Linked DNA regions of Homo sapiens: regions 1, 3, 4, 5, 6 and 7 are each linked to region 2. Evidence: chromatin contacts called from ENCODE Hi-C or POLR2A ChIA-PET data. All regions are on one chromosome and are shown on one strand. The core of a region is the stretch at or near the end of the contact, and the rest is flanking DNA. Distances in the headings are between cores, read along the strand shown.

Region 1 (2,791 bases), core at 146-2,645, 320 kb before region 2:
ACAAGGTAGAGACCCATTTGGTGGAAACGATGCTCTTCAGTTCCAGGGCTTTTTGGTTGTTGTTGCTTTAAGAATTACTACCCACCTGCATCCTGGATTTTCTCTGTTTTCTCTAACCTACTAGTCAGATGTTTAACCTCTTAGAATAACTTCCTGACTTTTAAAGTTTTACATGTTTGACTTTCTGAGAGATTTCCTTACTTTATTTTTTAAGCTTTTCTAATCAAAATTATTTCAGAGCCATGATGGTTTTCATTTCTAACATCTTGTTCTAATCTACTGGCTGCTCCAGTTCTTATTTTATGGGCACTATATTTTCTCATACTTCTGTGAGGATACAAATTATGGTTTTAAACAATTTTTTTTTTGTCCATGCATTAGATCTGCTTTTTTTGAGGTTTTTTAAAGAGGTGTGTGTGAGTGTGTATAGGGGTGGTTCTGTGTGAATCTCCCCACCACCACCCAGATTTTTTATAATTGAGGTCTTCTTTAAATGTCTAATGATCCTTGACTATTTATTCAAATGTAAGAGTAGTGCACCATGAATCTCTTTGGCATCTTTTGTGTGTGTATATGTAGGGGGTGTTTAGCTGGTGAGCTTTATTGTATTATATAATGACCTGGGGGAGAACCAGCTGTTTTCTTGGGACTGCCAAAGGTCAGCATCCAAGCAGCTTTCTCCGTAGTGGTCCAGTTTCTTTCAGTAAGAAACTTCCAGTCACACACCTGTGAATATACTCCTGTTGCCAGCATTCTCAGAGCTGGTGTGTGTGTGTGTGTGTGTGTGTGTGTGTGTGTGTGTGTGTGTGTGTGCGTGCGTGCTGGGAAAGAGGTAGACCTAGTTATATGAAAGTTGGAGGAGCAGGAGGAGGGAGGAGGAGGAGCTAATATTGAGTATTTATTTTGTACCAGACACCATCCTAAGTGCTATAGCTCACTCAGTCCTCACATCAGCTCTGCAGCTTTGCACCTGTTATTGTCATCTTTTTTTTTTAGATGAGGAAAGTGAGGTACAGAGACGTTAAGCAGCTTGCCCAAAGTAAGGCATCTCTGCTAATTGACAGAGCTGAAATTGAACTCAGGAACCTTCTAGATTCTATGTATTTGGCTTTTCACAACATCATTCTTGTTTTCAATCCTTGTCACTATCTCTGCTGTGCCTGAGATTCCCAAAACGAGTTGTGGCTAACCCAGAGAATAACCCTTCAGTGCCTGATGTTGGTGGAGAGAAGAATTGCCTAGTTACATCTCATATGGCTCAGCAGGGGAGAGGAGTGCCCTCATGGTTGCTAAATGTGGGAATGGAATGTGAGGCAGGAGGCAGGTGAGAGGTTAGTACAGGTGGGAGGTGTCCCCGCTGTGTGGGGAGGAGGGACTTTTGCCACTAGTTCTGTTACAGGTTTGGGATTCTAGGACACTGGACACTAATGTGCCTAATCTGTAAGGCATTCTAGACTCATCTTGTGCAGTTCATTCATCTTCCCGCCTCGCAAGCCAGCAGAGCCTGACTTGGGGCCTCAGCTCTGCATGGAGCTACCTATTGGGCCTTCAACAGCGAGGGTTTTAGTCAGAAACACAGAAATGAATCCTTAGTGCACTGGGCAGTGGGTATCGTATTTTACTAGGAGGTTTTTGTCTAGAAGTTGGTCATTTCTCTGGGATATGGTATAGGATGGGTGGGAAGGGTGCCACAAGGAAAAACGTGAGAATTTGTACTGTGCAACAGTTTGGTGTTTCCAGTTGGGTCCACCCACAACCTTGACTCCAAACTTCCAAAACAAACACACCTGTGCATTTTGCCCAAGATTCTATTGCTGGGTGTTTTTATTGTACCTTCTGGCAACCTACATTTGGTTTCTCTTCCTCATTGTTGCTGTTTTAGGGAATTCTTACTGACATGTGTTGTTTTTTCCACTTGGCCTAGTTAGATTTGGTCTACTAAAATACAGAGGAGATTGTCTCTATCTTAGGGACTTTTCTTTATCCTCCTAGTCAAGCTCACTTCCAGCCTTTCTTTTTCCTCCCTGTATATAATCCCTGTGACAACGTTTAAGGCAAAACCGAGATTTGTATGTTTTAGCTCTGTTCTTTCTTTGCTGATTAAATTTTTAGAGTTTAAGGAAGAGTTCATTAATCAGAACCTTAACATTAAAAAAAAAAAAGAAGAATAACCTCGAAAGCACCATCCTTGTCAGAAAGCTCTATTTTGTAAACTCCTTGGTAGCAGAAATAAATGTTTGATGGCTTTGTTTAAAAAGGCAGTATGAGTTAATGTTTAGGACTTGGGAAGTTAATTTTATACAGAAAACAAGAGTGTAAAAACCATCTATTGTCTCTCCATTCACTTGATGTTTTTCACAATTTTAGATTTTTTTTTAACCTCTTCAGGAAATTCGCTACAGATGGCATTTGTGACTAATTAGGGAATCACTTAAACATGACCAAAGAGCTTTTGCTTGTCTCCTAGGCCTTAAAATTTTGTTTTCCTTTAATTGTGCTTTGAAAAACCTAACTATTTTCAAGATTGAAAACACCTTAGGGGAGTCAGGCTCTGTAATGTAAACTGAAATTTTCCCCTAGTAATGAAACACTTGTTTAAGTGATCAATATCTCTTTTTTAAAAAAAGCATTATTATATTTTAAATCAGCATTGTGCAATAGAAACATAATATTAACCACATATGTAATATTAAATTTTAAATAGACACATTAAAAGTAAAAAGAAACAGGTGAAATTAATTTTTAATATACTTTAACTCAATATATCTAAAATATTTCAGCATGTAATCGA
Region 2 (2,700 bases), core at 184-2,683:
ATAATATCCAGCAGTGTTGTTCTGCTATAATCTGCAGCCCTTCATAGTCCAAATGCCATCCTGTGGATTTTCCATTTTTTCCTTTCTTCCCCTGTGCCAAGAAGTGTGTTACTATGAGATCATGCTGAGTCAAAATAATAGTAACAGAAGAAGACGATGAGGACGAGGGTGCTGTTGAAACACTCATGGCTGAGGAATTTAATGTTGTAAAGGAAAAGAAACTCTGGCTGACACATATCTAAAGTGAGAGTCCTGTGCTGAGAAAAGCTAAAGAGATTAGCTAAGAAGTGCCTATATTTAGATCTGCTATTGAGCTGGGAAGCGGAGGCACAGTTGTGCTGAAATACCTCTGTACCCCATGAAACAGTGGCTGCTCTGAGCTTCTTGGGTCCCTCTTCCTCTCAATCCTGGTGACTGCAGCCCCTTCCCTGGGACCTCATCCCCAAGATCCAATAACTAAAGGATAACTCGTGGTATAGCAGGGCCTCCGCTGGCATTTGTTCCAATGGGTAAATATTCATGCTATAGTAGTTATTAAATAGTTTGGTGCTCAGTTCTGTGTTTGTGAAAACACTACACACTACATCAGCAGAATAGGCTAGGTTAGCTGCAGAAACAAATGGCCCTACACTCTCAGTGGTTGATGACAGCAAACATTTATTTGCCACTCACACTCCATGACCATCAAGGATCTTCCATGGCTCTGCTTCATGTCTTCTCCATGCTGAGACGAGGTTGCTGGAGCAGCCTGTGTCTGGAGTCATCAAGGGAAAGAGAAGGGAAAGAGAATGAATGGTGGCCCCAGTACTGGCTCGGTAGGTGCCAAGCCTACGTGGCACGTGGCACCTTTGCACACACTTCATTGTCTTATTGCTCTCCAGAGCAAGTCCTTGGCCATGCCTGAGTTAGCAGGGCAGGGACACTTCACGGTGCTGAGTAATACTACCTAGTACACGCACAGCATTTTGAAGGTTCCCCTTGGTGATTTCATTACAATCTTCATCGCTCTTGGCCTGGCTGTCCCCCTTTCTTGTAAATTATTCTTGAGTTAATAGCTGTTCTTTGAGATGTGGTTAGTCATTTACACTGAAGTCAATGTGAAACCCTTCACAAATGTGAGAACATTTGAATATTTGAAGGCTGTAGTCTCTGTAGGGAGTTTCCTTAGGAAGGGTGAAACATTTCACCAGCATCAGCCTGGTCTTTCCTCCAGCTAAAAATGTAAAATGTTGGCATAGAAGAGCTCCTTGATGTGGTTTTGGGGTGGCTTTGCTCCCTGGGTCCCTAGTGATGTGGGAGTAGCCACCGAGGCATGTAAGGCTGGCCACACAGGGTGCACTGCGTCAGCCTGTGCCCGACAGGAAGGGAAGAGAAATACGTCAGTTACTCTAACAAGAAGAATTGACTTCCTTCTCTGCAGAGCCGGCTCTGGTCTCTTCTCTTGAAGCAGATGCGAAGGTAGGATGAGAAGGCATGGCTGGCCGTTGCAGCAGGTCGTTTTAGGAGTGGGGGAGTGGGGTGGGTAGAGATTATAGTTATTGTAACTTTTCTTAAATTTATGACATTGAAAAGGTAGGAAACAAAACATAATAAATTAGATAAAAGATATCTTGTAATTTTATTGAATAACATACATTTAACATTTGAGATAATAATGATTTAAGTGATATGGTGGAAGTGACTTCAGAGTTAATTAAAAACCAAAACAAAACAGAAAAACACTATCCAAAAGCTATATGGTGTGATTTTTTTTTTTAAAGGGTAGAGTGTCATTTGCTTTCTTCTTTGGTTTGCAAATTCTTATACTTACAGTTTATTACTATTTTGCTCTCTCTGAATCGACTTTATTGTTTTGATCATCCGTAATTTCTCGTTTGGAGGTGGAACATAAATATCATTTTGGAATTATAAAAAAGTTAGCTAGGGTCTAATTTAAATTTCTTTTAATTAAGCTTCCTTAATCTCTAAATTGCTTGGTAAGAAAGAGACTATGAGAGGAAAGTGCACATTAGATATTAAAGATTTATTAAATTAGAATTGGGCTGGGTGCGGTGGCTCACGCCTGTAATCCCAGTACTTTGGGAGGCCAAGGTGGGTAGATCCCTTGAGATCAGGAATTTGAGACCAGCCTGGCCAACATGATGAAACCCCATCTCTAAAAAAAAAAAAAAAATACAAAAATTAGCTGGGTGTGGTGGCAGGCACCTGTAATCCCAGCTGCCCAGGAGGCTGAGGCACGAGAATCACTTGAACCTGGGAGGCGGAGGTGGCAGTGAGCCAAGATCCTGCCACTGCAATCCAGCCTGGGCAACAGAGTAAGACTCCGTCTCAAAAAAAGAAAAAAAGAAATTAGAATTGGTGTAGAAAAGATTATTTAGCCAAGATAGTTGGAGATTCTAACTTAGCTGCTTTGCCTAAATGAAGCATAAGGTTTTGGAGTTAAACAGACCCAGTTTAGAGTGTGAGTTTAGGTAAGTTACTTAATCACTCCAAGACTCACTCTCCTCATCTGTAGAATGGGTACATTTACTTCATAATGTGGCAATAAGGATTAGTAGAGATAATGTATGCAAAGTACTTAAACTATCTGGTTCAGAGTAAGAGCTAAATAAATAGTAGCTGTTGGCACAACAGAAAGCATAACAACAATTGTGAGTAGTACCTAGAAGGATATAATAATATTAATTCTCGGCCGGGTGT
Region 3 (2,791 bases), core at 19-2,518, 360 kb before region 2:
TTAAATATTCTGATTGAGTTTGTGTAATACTGCTGTAGGCTATTCCTGAATGTTTGGTAGAACTCGTTTGTAAACTATATGGCCTGATTTCTTTGTGGGATGATTTTAAACTACAGATTCATTTTCTTTAGTGGTTATAGAACAATTTAGACTGTCTTTCTTCTTGAGGTAGTTTTGTTAAATTGTGTTTCTTAGGAATTTACTCATTTCATATGTTATCTAATTTTATAACATTAAGTTGTTCATGGTATTATTTTATCTTAAGTTTCATGGTGTCTGTAGTTAGTTGTAGCCCTCTTTTCATTGTCAGTATTTATTTGTGCTGCTCTGTCTTTATCTATCTTGCCAGAGCTTTGTGTCTTTGATTACATTTTGCAAAGAATCAGTGTTTGGCTTTGTTTAGCTTGTCTAATTTTTTTTTCTTTTTATTTATTTAATTTCTGTTTTTACTATCTTCTTCCTTTACTCTCTTTTGGTTTATGCTGTACTTTTCTAACTTCTTTAAGTTGAATGTTTAGCCCCTTAATTTATAACATGTTTTCTTTTCTAACATAAGTTTTATAACATTTTATAACAGTTTCTTCTTTTATAACATAAGTTGTTGTTGTTGTTTTGTTTTGTTTTGTTTTTTGAGACAGCGTCTCATTTTGTGGTCCAGGCTGGAGTACGGTGGTGCAATCATGGCTTACTTCAGCCTTGACCTCCTGGGCTCAAGTGATCCTCCTACTTCAGCCTTCTGAGAAGCTGGGACCACAGGCATGTGCCACCATGCCTGGCTGATTTTTTAATTTTTTGTAGAGACGGGGTCTCACTGTGTTGCCCAGGATGGTCTTGAACTCCTAGGTTCAAGCAGTCCTCCCACCCTGGCCTCCTAAAGTGTTGGGATTGCACATGTAATCCACCATGCCCAGACTAACATAAGCATTTAAGGCAATGAATTTTCTTTCAAAATACCACCTTTGCTATAGCCAAGAAGTGTTTTGTTTTGTTTTGAGACAGGGTCTCACCCTGTCACTGGAGTGTAGTGGCGTGATTAATGGCTCACTGCAGCCCCCACCTCCTAGACTTAAGCCATCCTCCCACCTCAGTCTCTTGTGTAGCTGGGACCATAGGCGCATGCCACCATGCTGGCTAATTTTAAAATTTTTTGTAGAAACGGGGTCCCACTGTGTTGCCCTGGCTGATCTCGATCTCCTGGGCTCAAGCATCCACATCAGCATTTGTTATTTTCTGACTCTTTTAGTAATAGCCATTTTAACTGGGGTGAGAAGACATCTGCTTGTGGTTTTGATTTGCATTTCCCTGATGATAGTGATGTGGAGCACTTTTTCATGTACCTGCTCTCCATTTGTTGTCTCCTTTTGAGAAATGTCTTTTCAGATCCTTTGCCCATTTTCAAATCAGAATGTCTTTTGCTGTTGAGTTCCTTATATATTCTAGTTGTTAATCCTTTGTTGGATGAATAATTTTGCAAATGTTTTCTCCCATTCTGTGGATTATGTCTACTTCGTTGATTGTTTCCTTTGCTGTGCAGAAGCTTTGTACATTTTCATTTATTTTTCCTTTTGTATTGTTTTTCTCTTTCTAGGGGATTGATTTTGGTCTCCCCTGCTCCCACCTCCCTTCTGTTTTTACCCCTCCAGTGATTTAGAAGTTTTATACTTTATTTCTAGTTTTTTAGTGATTGCCCTTTAAATTTTACCATGCTTACCTAAGATAATTAAGTATAAGGTTGAGTATTTTAACTATCCTTCTAAAACAATATAAAGGCCTTAGAGTACTTTTGGCTCTGGTCATCCTTGTTTGATCAAATTGTCTTTTTTTTATTTTTTAGTTTTCTACCTTCCCCCCCACATTTGTCATAGACACAGTCTAGTGGTTAAGCACATAAACTAGAAACTGAAACCGGCAGCCTGGTGTGACACCCAGCTCTGCTGCCTACCGGATAGTGTCGGGCAAGCATTTAACCTGCCTGTGCCTCAATTTCCTCACCTATAAAATGTGGACAACAAAAGGATCTTTCTCATAAGGCTAAGGCTTTTCAATGAGAAATATAGTACCTATAAAGCATTAAGAGCTATACCTAGAAGTTGATAAGTACTGTGTATTAATATGAGTCTGCTGTTTCTGCTTTATTGTTCTGTTTTGAACAGACATTGTTTAATTTTACCTACATATTTAACAATTTCTTTTTTCGTTGTTTCTTAGACCTTCCTTCTGAGACATTTTCCTTCTACCTGAAGAATATTGTTTAGATGTTATATTGCGAGGTCAGTTGGCCTTAAATTTCAGCTGTTATTCTTTTGAAATGGTCTTCTTATTTCACTCTAATTCTTAAAAGACAATCTTTCTGGGAATATAATTGTGTTTTCTTTGAGTGCTTTGAAGATACTATTTCATTGATTTTGGCAGCCAGTGCCGCTGTTGAGATGTCTCTGTCATCTAATTGTCATTCTTTTGTAAGCACCTGTCTTTTCCTTTTGGCTACTTCTGAACTCTTCTCTTGGTGTTTTTATTGTGCACTTTTACTAAAGTGTGCCCAGGTGTGGATTTCTTCTTTATTTCTCCTGCGTGGCATATATTGTGCTGCTTCTTGTGTCTGTGCATTTTTTTTTATCAGTTTTGGCAAATTCTCAGTTGTTATGTCTTCAGATATTTCTTTTCCATTTTCTCTGTTCTGTCCCTTTAGAATTTTAATTAGATTTGTCCTTTTTTAATCTATCTTTCATTTCTCTTGATCTCTTATATTTCTATCTCCTTGTGTCTCTGTGCTATAAAAAAATTGGGTAAT
Region 4 (2,700 bases), core at 123-2,622, 260 kb after region 2:
AAAGTCCAGGCGCGGTGGCTCATGCCTGTAATCCCAGCACTTTGGGAGGCCGAGACAGGTGGATCACAAGGTCAGGAGTTCAAGACCAGCCTGGCTAAGATGGTGAAACCCCATCTCTACTAAAAATACAAAAATTAGCCAGGCATGGCGGCAGGCGCCTATAATCCAGCTACTCAGGAGGCAGAGACAGGAGAATTGCTTGAACCCGGGCAGCAGAGGTTTCAGTGAGCCGAGATTGCGCCACTGCACTCCAGCCTGGGTGACAGAGTGAGCCTCCCGAGTAGCTGGGACTACAGGCACCCGCCACCACACCGGGCTAATGTGTTTTTGTATTTTTAGTAGAGACGGGGTTTCACCGTGTTAGCCAGGATGGTCTCGATCTCCTGACCTCCTGATCCGCCCGCCTTGGCATCCCAAAGTGCTGGGATTCCAGGCGTGAGCCACCGCGCCCGGCCTATCATGTTTTATTTCTTAAGCTGGGTAGTGGGGGAGTAAAAGGTGCTGATTGTGTTATTTTTTATGCCTTTGTGTATTATTTGATTTTTTTTTCTTTTTTTTTTAAGAGGAAGAAGTGAAGATAAGAAACCACTCGAAGCCGGTGTCTGGTGCTGGGACCGTGGTGGCTGGGACGGCAGCAGTCGTGCTGTCCATCTGCTCTTCCGAGGGGTGGCACATCCTAGCCTCTATCTTTTCCCCAGAGAAGATCCCCCTCGTCTGCTCTTCCCCCGTCTCAGCCTTTTAGTGTGTGAACAGTTCTGGTGTTACTCAGCAACGCTTTTGTTAGCGCCTTTACCAGCAAGTACTTGTTAAACACTTAAATCTTACAAGTGGAAAGAAAATTCCGTGGTAAATTTAAGTACAAAAGTCAACCAAAATTCTGAGTCTCGGACAAGACTGGTTAAAAATCGTTCTACAATGAAACTAATAAATTAAATCATATAAAACTTTTATTGCTTTGCAAGGAAGCTTTAGTATTAAATGTAAGCATTTTCATCTGGTGATTCTTCCCAGTCTCCTGTGGTAATAATACCTGGACAGGGAAGAAATCTTTTGAGATAACTAAACTATACTGGGAAATGGGCCCCTTGCTAAGTTTCCTGTGGCAGTGACACCCCCTCTGTTGCAAATATTTTCTCCGATGCGTGGTTTCAGTTCCAAGCCAAACCCGTTCTACAGCGTGCTTTGTACCTTTCCAGAGACTGATCGGTATCAGCTTGCCAGGGCTTTAAACCCCATTCATTCTTTCATTACTTAAAAGCCTCTTTCTTTGGAAAACCTTTGAGTGAAGCATAAAATTAGCATCTAAAAAGACATAGCAGCAACTGAACCCAGGAACGTCAGGGAATATGTGACCACCAGCACCATTATTGACCTTCCTAAGTGCAGTTTGATGGGGGAAGGGGCTATGCAGGTGGAAAAAGGTGGCCGAGAGGTGGAGGTCCCCCGGCAGGGGCAGTCGCCTCTCTGGCCTGAGCCAGAAACTCCCAATTCTCATGGGTGGCTGATGAGAGAACCCCTCCCCTCCTTTGTATTTAATCCTTTCTCTAACTCACTTCTAAGCTGACATCAGAAAATCTTTGAAGAAAAGCACAGGGGAGGCCTATTTCAGTGACTTTCACTTCTCTAAATGTTTGTTCTTTTCAGTTAGTTGTAAAATATGTTTGAATAATATTTTCAATTCTCTTTCACCACTGTTCTACAAAATGTGAGCCTGTAGGCATTGTTTTTTTTAAATGAAAAAGAAAAGATTGATTTTAGGAATCACATTCAAAGTGTTTGATGAATCAGGGCTCAGCTTAGCATTCAAGAACATGGCTGGGAAGTTTCCACTTTGTTTTCGCCCTAGATTCGTCTTTAAATCTTTTGTCTCCTATATTTTTCCAGCTCTGTGGACTTCTTTGAAGAGAAGAGGGCTATGAGGATTGAAGAAAGAAAGGCTTTTATCCAGTAATTTGTAATGATCCCATTGGATGATTATGGAATATTTTTTGTATACGTAACCCCTCAGGGAAAATCTGAGCCTATCTCTACCCTTAAAAACTCTGGTAGCCTGATGGCGGGTGGCGGGGAGAGAAGAAATCCTGTTTCTCCTTTCCCTGATTTTGTCCCCAAACTACATCTTGCTTTGAAAGTAGAGGAGTTGGAAGGAGAGGAGTTAGTCTCTCATGGGGCCCCTGGAAGGCAGATAGCTGCCAATCTTTGTGTGCATTTTGTCAAGAATGGCTGCCTTCTAAAAACAAACCAACTCTCCTCGATGCCTCAGGTCAGGGATCTGGGAGAGACTGGATTGTATAAAAGATGTTTCCAAGGCAAAAAAGCATTGCTCTCTTGGGGCATTTACAGAGGATGTCATCAGTGGGCACTTGGAAGTTCTAGAAGTCATGTGGGGTGCTGGTGTCTGCAGTTCCTGGTGTGCTCAGGACATTCTGTGTCTGCATAGAGGGTTGCTGCCCTATGGCTGGCCAGCTCATACCTGCACAATTACTTCCAGCACCTTGGCAGGCAGGAAAGGGACTACAAATATACCAACAGGGTAGGCGTTTGCTCTGGGGAAGAGGCTGATTTGGGGTGAATAGTTCATACCACAGGAAGCCCGCTGTGTGTGGTGGGCAGGTGACATTTGGACTGGGCTCCTGGTGGCTTTTGGCTCTCTTCCAGTTTGGCCTAACAATGAAATTACACGTTGAAGGGGTTTGTTAC
Region 5 (2,700 bases), core at 9-2,508, 410 kb after region 2:
CTTGAGACCCATCAGTTCTGACACTATGTTTTATTTTTTCACACACACGTTTGCCTTCTACCAGATCACAACCCCCAGAGGGCAGGATCCAGCTTGACTGCCCTCATGCCACCTCTCTCGAGGATTCCTGAAGGGTTGGTACTCTGGTAATGTCTGCATGGTACTGCACGAGGAAGCTGGAGCACCAATGAGTTAATGCCCCTGAAGGGACTTGACCGACTCAGAGGGAGCTGGAGCACTTCCTTGGCCTCCATGGCAGCCCCTCCCCTCCATGGCTGGGTCAGCCTGATTCTGGCTCAGCCCTGAGACTTCTTTGTTGCTTCAAGTCTTAGGACGTCCTCACCCAACCTCCCTGGTAGACTTCAGACAGCACTGGGTGAGGGGCTTATCCTCTTTGCACCCCCGTTGTCCTCATCAGCACTTAGAGCCCTTGAGGACTTGGTCTCCAGCCAGATTTCAGGCTCAGTTTGTCTTATCTATCTGCTTGGCCGGTCCCCTAGCCCCCTGTCCCTACGGCGAACTCTCTGACTGCAGTGCAGTGATACCAGCCCCTTGGCAGTGGGTTGATTTGCGTGCCCACCTGCCCCCAACCTTATTTATGTGTTGGAGTCCCCAGTACCTCAGATTGTGGCCTTACTTGGAGATAGGATCGCTACAGAAGGAATTTGGTTAAAGTGAGGTCTTTAGGGTGGGCAATCCAGGATGACTGATATACTCACAAAAACTAGAAATTTGAGCACAAATATGTATAGAGGGAAGAGGATGTGAAGACGCAGGGAGAAATCAGCCATCTACCAGCTGAGGAGAGAGTCCTGGAACAAACTCTTCTCTCACAGCCTCAGAAGGAACCAACCCTGCTGACACCTTGATCTTGGACTTCCAGCCTCCAGAACCAGGAGATGTACATTTCTGCCATTTAACCCACCCAGTCTGTGGTCCCTTGTAATGGCAGCCCTCGCAGGCGACCACTCTAGTAGTTCTCAAACCATCCAAACCCTTCCCTGGGGGCAGGCGCCATGCTCAGAGGTTTACCTGAATTATCTCATTTAATTCTCTTAAAAACACAGTATCTGAAGTTCCTTTTTATGAAAAGAAGCGTTGTCTATGCTGGTTGGCCTGTGCTGACATTGTAAACGAACCCATCTGAATGAATCAAAAACAGCAGTCACAGGATTGCATGATATCCCAGAGACTACAACGGGAGGGACAGTTCAAAGGGCATAGCCATGCTCAGGCCAGCGTGAGTGGAGATGCCAGGGCTTCTTGTGGTCATCTGATATTAGAGGGGGTGGAACTTCCCACATTAGTAAGAGAAAGAATTTTTTCTAACTTGGAGGAAGCCATTCTGCAAGGAGAAAATCCATTTGTGACGCCCAGTTTGAAAGACTCTTACCTCACATGTGACTAGGACATCTGTGTCAGAAAGGAAGTGGGTGACTTATTGTATATCAAGTGCTCAGAAGAGTGACAGGCGCATAGCGAGTTCTGGGTAACTGTGGACCATTATTATTATTAGTATTCTAAAGTTTCTCTGTCAAGAAAGAGTGTCACAAACATTAATGATGGTTCCTACCTTGTACACTATGAGCTGATCCTATGAAGTTTATAGGACCACAGTTATCTACTGCAAGGATAAAACAGAAGCCATTTTTCTAGAATATTTCAGAAAGTAAAAGAAGATGACACAACCCCAACCATTTCCTGCCAAAGCCCTACATCTGTGGCTACGAACTTTGCGGAGCTGGTTTTTTATTGTGATGCTCAGTGAACCTCTCAGTTCTTACGTGTGGCTGCAAGCTTCTCTGCTATCATTTGGGCCTCTGTAAGGCTGCAGAGTGAGCCTTCTTCATGGCCCCTCCTTTTGCAGGTGTTTATATCTGCTCTCCAGTAGAAAGCCCTTCTCCACACTTTGCCATTAAGCAGTTTGCCAGAACAATTTGAAGCAAATAGGGAGGTTGTGGGAGAGTTCCCAAGTCACCCCTCAGAGATGGACTGAGATCAGAAACTTAGTAATTCTAACCTTATCAATCATCTTGGCTGTGAAGACCATCTTCACTGGCCTGGATCTTCCTTCCCCCAACCAAAACAAAAAACCAGTTAGCAGCCAGCACTTGCATCACACACCTGCTAAGTGCGAGAAATTCTGTGTTAGTTATTTCTATTTAAGCTACCTCATTCTTAGTTCTCTAAACTATGTGTGACAGCAGCTCATTTATTCTTCCTCAAAATTCTGTAGTGCAGATAAAGCTACTTCCTTAATGGATGAGGATACTGAATGAAATTTGCCTGGGTAAAATACTCAGGAAAAGACAGATTTAGGATTCCAATGTTGGTCTTCTTGGCTTCGGGTTCTAGGCTATTTCCAAATCCCCTGAAGCTTCTCAGTTTGGGAATGCCTGAGTCAGGGAGACCATTTAGGCTGGAAAGGACACGGTTGATGAAATACACTGAGAAGGTTCCACATATGAGGTCTCTCCAGAGATGTCTGGAATTCCTCAGTCAGAATCTCTGTTTTCGGCTAAGGTGCATTTACAAAGGGGCAGCAGAGGCTCTCAGTACTGACCTGGGGGGCACACAGCCCCCTGTTCCAGTGGGTCTCTAGATCAGATGGCACCACCAGCCAACGGAGGGCACAGGTGAGTATGGATGTCAGGAGAGGATGAAGAGGCTTCAAGAAGAGGCCGGAAGAGCTGGAAGAGT
Region 6 (2,751 bases), core at 151-2,650, 410 kb before region 2:
CAGATGATGGGCGGCCAGGCAGACACTCCTCACTTCCCAGACGGGGTGGCGGCCGGGCAGAGGCTGCAATCTCGGCACTTTGGGAGGCCAAGGCAGGCGGCTGGGAGGTGTAGGTTGTAGTGAGCTGAGATCACGCCACTGCACTCCAGCCTGGGCACCATTGAGCACTGAGTGAACGAGACTCCGTCTGCAATCCCGGCACCTCGGGAGGCCAAGGCTGGCGGATCACTCGCGGTTAGGGGCTGGAGACCGCCCGGCCAATACAGCGAAACCCCGTCTCCACCAAAACCAGTCAGGCGTGAAATTGTTTTTTTTTTGAGATGGTGTCTCGCTCTGTCACCCAGGCTGGAGTGCAGTGGCGTGACCTTGGCTCACCGCAACCTCTGCGTCTCTGGTTCAAGCGATTCTTCTGCCTCAGCCTCCCGAGTAGCCGGGACTACAGGCACGCACCATCACGCCCAGCTAATTTTTGTATTTTTAGTAGAGACGGGGTTTTACCGTATTGGCCAGGCTGGTCTCGAACTCCTGACCTTGTGATCTGCCTGCCTCCGCCTCCCAAAGTGCTGGGATTACAGGCATGAGCCACCGCGCCAGGCCAGCTTTGTTAAATTCTATAGCTTGTAGTTGTTTCTTGGAAAGCTTAAACTCTACTCTTTCCGCATTGGTTAATTTCACTTTCTTCTTGGAGTCAAAGACATTTTGGTCCTTGTTAATGGTAATGATGTTATTTGCAATTACATCTAGTAACCCTACATCCGTTGGTTTTAGTAGTAGTATTTGATTGTAAAGTTGCAGAGCCTCCTCTGTTTGACCCTGAAGCTGCAGAATATAGGCCATCTGACCATAAGTGATGGCCAGTCCTGCCTGTGGGTCTTCCTCAGTCTCATCAGTGTCTTCTGATAATGAATGGTGGCAAAGACCTTCAGCTTTTTGTAGGATGTTCATGGCCTGGTTCAGCTGGCCGTGGTCTATCAGTGCACATGCAGTGTTTAGCACAGCTCATGTGTGCCTTCTTGGAAGCCCAGGCTCTCTGGAGCCACTTTTTCCCAATTGCTTTGAGCTGCAACAACTGCTGAAGGGTTTGTTTTCCTCTCCTCATCATAAGCATCGTGGGAGTTTCGGACGAGATCTCTTTATGCCACTAAGCATTCATCATAGTGTTCCAAACGGTGTAACACTTATCCATAAAGCTCCTTCAGTTTGTCTGTCTGCCGGTTGGTACTTTCTACTGTCTTCAAGACATTCTCAATTCTGTTGAGCCTGTACTCGCAATATGCCTTTTCAAAGGAGAGAGAGTTATTGGCTAACAGTTTGGTGCAAGTATTGATGACATTCAAGGCTTCTCTGAAACTTCCTTTCTGGATAAGGCATATCACTTTACAATGCAGGCCAGTTACATCATCTTTGTGGATCTGCAGTATCTTATTGACAGGCTTGAGAGCACACAGGAAGTTGCTGTTCTGGCCGTACCGGTTCACTTCACTCCACACAGCACAGGCACTGAAACTCCACCCTGCTGCTCACTGTCGCCCAGGCTGGAGTGCAGTGGCGCAATCTTGGCTCACTGCAACCTTCGCCTCCCGGGTTCAAGTGATTCTCCTTGCCCCAGCTTCCCAAGTAGCTGGGATTACAGGTGCCCACCACAACACCCGGCTAATTTTTTTGTTGTTTTTAGTAGAGACAGGGTTTCACTATGTTGGCTAGGCTGGTCTCGAACTCCTGACTTCGTGATCCGCCCGCCTCGGCCTCCCAAAGTGCTGGGATTGCAGACGTGAGCCACCGCACCCGGCCTATCATGGAAATTTTAAAACATTGCTAACAGTGGAGACTGGTGTAATAAAGCACTGTATCTTGCCCAGCTTTGGCAATTTTAAAACGTTACCAGTTTTGTTTGAGCAATACCTCTCACGTCCCTCCACTTGGATTATTTTAAAGCAAATCAAGCTGTCATATAATTTTGTCTGTAAATATTTTAGTACATGTCTCCAAAAGAAAAAGACCCCTTAAAATAATTACAATACTATTATCTTACCTTAAAAATTTTTTCTTAGTATCATCAGATATCCAATCAATACTCCTTGACTGCAGTATATATTTGTGTGTATGTATGTGTGTGTATGGGCGTGTACGTGTGTGTGTGTGTGTTTATATCATATCATATATATATATATGATTGTTTGAATTAAGATGCAAATAAGGTCCATACATTGCAGTTGGATGGTTTAAAGTCTCTTTTAACCTATAGGTTCTCTATCTTTTTTTTTCTTTGCAACTCTTTATTGAAGAAACTGAATTTTATTCTTTGCATCCTTGTAATGTAAAATATGTTATTTTATTTCTTGTGTTTCCTGTACATTGGTAGTTCATTGTAGAGGCTAAATCAAAAGAATCCAATTTTATTTTTTTGTGAGGGCAGGATTATTTTCATCAGGAAGTCTTCTTTCTTTCTTTTTGTGATACTAGCAACCATTCTTGAATGTTAACTTGGTCTATGAGTTCAGGAGGGATTACAATATGGTTACATCCTGTCATTTAGTTATTAGCTGAAATAGGTGTGTGTGTGTGTGTGTGTGTGTGTGTGTGTGTGTGTGTAGAAATTCTCCTTTGTCAATTATTTGGTTACCTTGAGGTATAGAGTGTATAGGAAGGGTTTGAAAAGTGTCTGATTATTTCCCTTGATTTACCAGTTTTCAAAGTTATGATTTGGTCCCCTAGCATCCTCCAGTGGTGATGGTTGAGGGTTTTAAATTT
Region 7 (2,700 bases), core at 76-2,575, 480 kb after region 2:
TCCCTCGGTGCCATGGAAATACTCATGGTGACGCAGAAAATTATGAAAATTAATAGCACCACCAAAAATTAGTACTAGGAGGGAAACTATTGCTGAACAGGGAAGAACATTCCAGAGCACAAATGTCTCCTCTTTTTATTTTGCTCCAAAAAAAATTTGTTAAGCAATATATCCATAATCCATATCATGATTCAAAAATACAGAGAACATCTGTACATTATTTAATAAAAGTACAATATTATTTTTCCTTTACAAAGAGAACACAAGTAATAATTCCTTGAAAGTAAAATGTAACATTCATCTTAAAGCTGCATCAACTTTTTGGATGAAATGTGGTTAAAATGAATACCATAAAATACATAGGAAGAAAGAAACATCAGTAAAACTCTCCTCTGAATGGCAATAGTTATCTTACATTTCCCCTGCCTTAAAATCCCACTTGGCACACATAATGAAGGCTAATCACTGTTGACTAAAAATTAGGAAATTAAGGAAAACCTTAAGCCTTCAATGCCCATAATAAATGTGCCTCATTGTTTTATTCTAAACCATGATGACCTAACCTAGGACAGGGCAGACCGCTGGTTCTGTGGTCATGTGGGAAGCTGCTCTGGGCCAACATTATTGCTCAGAGCAGCCCCTGCCAGGGCTCCTGATGACATGTCAGGAGGCCAAGTGCAGTGGGGATATTGAACAGGAGACAAGCTGTCTGCTGTCCCCATCCATCCCAGCAAGCCCTCCCACTGTTGCTGTCTGTACAGCTGCTTTCGCTGTCCCAGGCAGACTGGAAGACACCCAGCCCCCGTGGCCCTGGCCAATCAATACCGGTCTTATGTCCACTTGTCCAGGGGCTCTGCCTAGCACGAGATGGACAGTCAGCTGCTGCTCAGACAGCCATGAGTCTCCCTGCTTGGCATCTGTGTTCCAGGCAGCAGCACCATGAGCATATTCACAGATACTGGGGTCTCAGTTTAACCAACTCTTTTTTTTTCTTCAATGCAGCGTGCTTCCTCGTATAGGAAAACCGGAGGATTTCCTCAAATTGCTGAGTGATAATGTAGCACTGAGACCAGGGAAAATGATTTTGCTTCTCCTCTGAGTAAAACACTGCTTTCCTTACAGGTAAATCACACAGCCATGGAGGCACCCACATCTTTGGCTCAGATGAAGCTGCCAGAGTGACCCACTGGGTCCAGCGCAGATGCCCTCAATTCAAGAGATGGGTCTGGAGCTGGGCAGGTGTGGAGGGGGGTCTGGTCCAAGACTAAGTCCCTGAATCACCCCTGGGAAGAGAGCGGCCAGGCCTTCTGGAGCAAGGCTCGGATGATGCAAGCAGTGTGACTCCTGTGTCCTTGCAGAGCTGGGGCCTGGCCAGGCAGCATGACCTTCTTTTCCAACTGAACGGCCACTCCTGAGTGTCTGTCTCACGGGCAGACAGCCTTTCTGCCTAGAGAAAAGCATTTGGTCAGGGTCCAAACTGTGTCCCAAGGAACTGTCTTATTCTGCTCACATTTTCTGTTTTTTTTTTTTGCCAAAGCTATATGTGTATTATTTTGGTAATATTATTGTAACTGGTAAAAGTAAACACTAAGAAGAGATAAGCACAGAAACTTAAAAAGAAAAAGTCAAAATTCAATACATGGGACAGTGCACAGTGGCAGCCAGGATGGCATCATTGCATGTTAAACAATAGCTTCCCACACAGAAGCCAGTCACCTTTCCTAAGAAGGCAGCGAGACCTCAGGAAGCCAGGCGATGATCGAAACTTAACCAGCCACCAGAACCTGCATCAGCGACACCAGGTCTTTCTGGTGACAGCAGTGAGAGTGAATGGTTCAAAAGTGGAGTGCAAACATCAGATTCACTTCTTCTTTTTTTTTTTTTTTAGATGGAGTCTCGCTCTGTCACCCAGGCTGGAGTGCAGTGGCGCGATCTCGGCTCACTGCAACCTCCACCTCCTGGGCTCAAGCAATTCTCCTGCCTCAGCCTCCTGAGTAGCTGGGATTACAGGCGCCCGCCACCATGCCCGGGTAATTTTTTTATTTTTAGTAGAGACAGGGTTTCGCCATGTTGGTCAGGCTGGTCTTGAATTCCTGACCTTAGGTGATCTGCCTGCCTTGGCCTCCCAAAGTGTTTGGATTACAGGCATGAGCCACTGCGCCCGGCCATCAGATTCACTTCTGAAGAACCGCCGGGTGCTGTTTTATCACAAACTCCCTGCACTTACCTATTTCTCTCCACAACAAATGGTAGAAGAGTGAAAAAAAATTTTCCCCACAATTTATTCTCCATAATCTCTAAACATCCGTGTTAACAAAAAGCTGTCACTAAATAAAAATACATCTTTAGTTTCACGGCTGTGGCTGAGACAGGTGTGTGGAGCGGTGCGGCTGGCTCCCTCTGGGGCCTACCTGACCCTTTTTCTTCTGAGCTGCAGGAAGGCACCGGGTCTGAGGGAGCCCCTTCCGGCCTGGGACCCATGGGGTGAGCTGCAGCAGCGGCCGACCACCCACCTGCACCTGCCTGGCACCTGCCGCCTGGGAAGGGTCCGCTTGTGCCCACTGACCATACCCACCAGCATCCGAGAGCACACCCTGCTCTCTCAGCTGGCTCCCGGGAAGCACAGGCAGTCCAGAAACATCCCTGGAACCAGGGGACCAGGAACCACGGGATCATGGATGTGGAGACCGTCCTGACCAG

Evidence for each region. Hi-C counts contacts between places; a loop is a spot of excess contacts on that map. ChIA-PET counts read pairs that join two places held with the same protein, here RNA polymerase II (POLR2A). Pooled maps may share reads with other maps.
Region 1: a pooled map shows a loop between it and region 2 (5-fold over the local background). The contact joins the enhancer-like site here to the promoter of SYTL3 in region 2. A Hi-C loop is called at or near these places in 13 of 37 single-sample maps with no recorded cell type and 5 of 50 pooled maps. POLR2A ChIA-PET finds 5 or more read pairs at or near these places in 2 of 52 experiments (GM10248 and GM12878).
Region 3: a map of B cell shows a loop between it and region 2 (2.2-fold over the local background). The contact joins the enhancer-like site here to the promoter of SYTL3 in region 2. A Hi-C loop is called at or near these places in 2 of 168 maps with a recorded cell type or tissue (B cell and natural killer cell), 5 of 37 single-sample maps with no recorded cell type and 9 of 50 pooled maps. POLR2A ChIA-PET finds 5 or more read pairs at or near these places in 1 of 52 experiments (activated CD4-positive, alpha-beta memory T cell).
Region 4: a map with no recorded cell type shows a loop between it and region 2 (11-fold over the local background). The contact joins the enhancer-like site here to the promoter of SYTL3 in region 2. A Hi-C loop is called at or near these places in 6 of 37 single-sample maps with no recorded cell type and 6 of 50 pooled maps. POLR2A ChIA-PET finds 5 or more read pairs at or near these places in 2 of 52 experiments (GM12878 and H1).
Region 5: a map of naive thymus-derived CD4-positive, alpha-beta T cell shows a loop between it and region 2 (3-fold over the local background). The contact joins the enhancer-like site here to the promoter of SYTL3 in region 2. A Hi-C loop is called at or near these places in 1 of 168 maps with a recorded cell type or tissue (naive thymus-derived CD4-positive, alpha-beta T cell) and 7 of 50 pooled maps. POLR2A ChIA-PET finds 5 or more read pairs at or near these places in 3 of 52 experiments (GM12878, activated CD4-positive, alpha-beta T cell and activated naive CD4-positive, alpha-beta T cell).
Region 6: a loop to region 2 is called in a map with no recorded cell type, with 2.8 times the contacts of the local background. The contact joins the enhancer-like site here to the promoter of SYTL3 in region 2. A Hi-C loop is called at or near these places in 4 of 168 maps with a recorded cell type or tissue (CD8-positive, alpha-beta T cell, ascending aorta, dorsolateral prefrontal cortex and 1 more), 7 of 37 single-sample maps with no recorded cell type and 20 of 50 pooled maps. POLR2A ChIA-PET finds 5 or more read pairs at or near these places in 5 of 52 experiments (H1, OCI-LY7, activated naive CD4-positive, alpha-beta T cell and 2 more).
Region 7: a map with no recorded cell type shows a loop between it and region 2 (7-fold over the local background). The contact joins the enhancer-like site here to the promoter of SYTL3 in region 2. A Hi-C loop is called at or near these places in 3 of 168 maps with a recorded cell type or tissue (GM12878, gastrocnemius medialis and sigmoid colon), 6 of 37 single-sample maps with no recorded cell type and 4 of 50 pooled maps. POLR2A ChIA-PET finds 5 or more read pairs at or near these places in 1 of 52 experiments (OCI-LY7).

What each region holds. Positions count from the first base shown.
Region 1 is chr6:158,327,316-158,330,106 of GRCh38, forward strand. The region is part of intron 1 of TULP4 (TUB like protein 4); the gene reads left to right. Among named protein-coding and RNA genes, the nearest start is that of SNORA116, 5.7 kb to the left of the region's middle. Within about 2 kb of position 1,396, at least 3 of the 41 ENCODE cell types and tissues checked have a DNase peak (open chromatin) inside an H3K27ac peak, as active enhancers do.
Region 2 is chr6:158,648,621-158,651,320 of GRCh38, forward strand. SYTL3 (synaptotagmin like 3) reads left to right here and starts at 1,434. Exons shown (of 18, transcript NM_001242394.2): 1 at 1,434-1,458.
Region 3 is chr6:158,288,968-158,291,758 of GRCh38, forward strand. It overlaps a transcript of TULP4 not described here. Among named protein-coding and RNA genes, the nearest start is that of TULP4, 22 kb to the right of the region's middle. RefSeq lists a silencer at 1,948-1,997. Within about 2 kb of position 1,269, at least 7 of the 41 ENCODE cell types and tissues checked have a DNase peak (open chromatin) inside an H3K27ac peak, as active enhancers do; they include B cell and natural killer cell, where a contact is called at or near this core.
Region 4 is chr6:158,909,404-158,912,103 of GRCh38, forward strand. LINC02901 (long intergenic non-protein coding RNA 2901) reads left to right here. Exons shown (of 3, transcript NR_160980.1): 3 at 564-950. Among named protein-coding and RNA genes, the nearest start is that of LINC02901, 41 kb to the left of the region's middle. RefSeq lists enhancers at 606-1,399, 1,400-2,193. Within about 2 kb of position 1,373, at least 10 of the 41 ENCODE cell types and tissues checked have a DNase peak (open chromatin) inside an H3K27ac peak, as active enhancers do; they include GM12878, where a contact is called at or near this core.
Region 5 is chr6:159,061,018-159,063,717 of GRCh38, forward strand. It overlaps LOC112267968, which reads right to left. Exons shown (of 5, transcript XM_047419645.1): 5 at 861-2,690. The coding sequence ends at 2,519. Among named protein-coding and RNA genes, the nearest start is that of TAGAP, 17 kb to the left of the region's middle. Within about 2 kb of position 1,259, at least 7 of the 41 ENCODE cell types and tissues checked have a DNase peak (open chromatin) inside an H3K27ac peak, as active enhancers do.
Region 6 is chr6:158,241,296-158,244,046 of GRCh38, forward strand. It overlaps a transcript of TULP4 not described here and the pseudogene SRP72P2. Among named protein-coding and RNA genes, the nearest start is that of TULP4, 70 kb to the right of the region's middle. RefSeq lists enhancers at 938-1,047, 1,158-1,227, 1,628-1,677. Within about 2 kb of position 1,401, at least 17 of the 41 ENCODE cell types and tissues checked have a DNase peak (open chromatin) inside an H3K27ac peak, as active enhancers do; they include OCI-LY7, where a contact is called at or near this core.
Region 7 is chr6:159,125,435-159,128,134 of GRCh38, forward strand. No RefSeq gene overlaps it. Among named protein-coding and RNA genes, the nearest start is that of FNDC1, 43 kb to the right of the region's middle. RefSeq lists enhancers at 1-2,378, 1,865-1,944 and a silencer at 2,335-2,384. Within about 2 kb of position 1,326, at least 12 of the 41 ENCODE cell types and tissues checked have a DNase peak (open chromatin) inside an H3K27ac peak, as active enhancers do; they include OCI-LY7 and gastrocnemius medialis, where a contact is called at or near this core.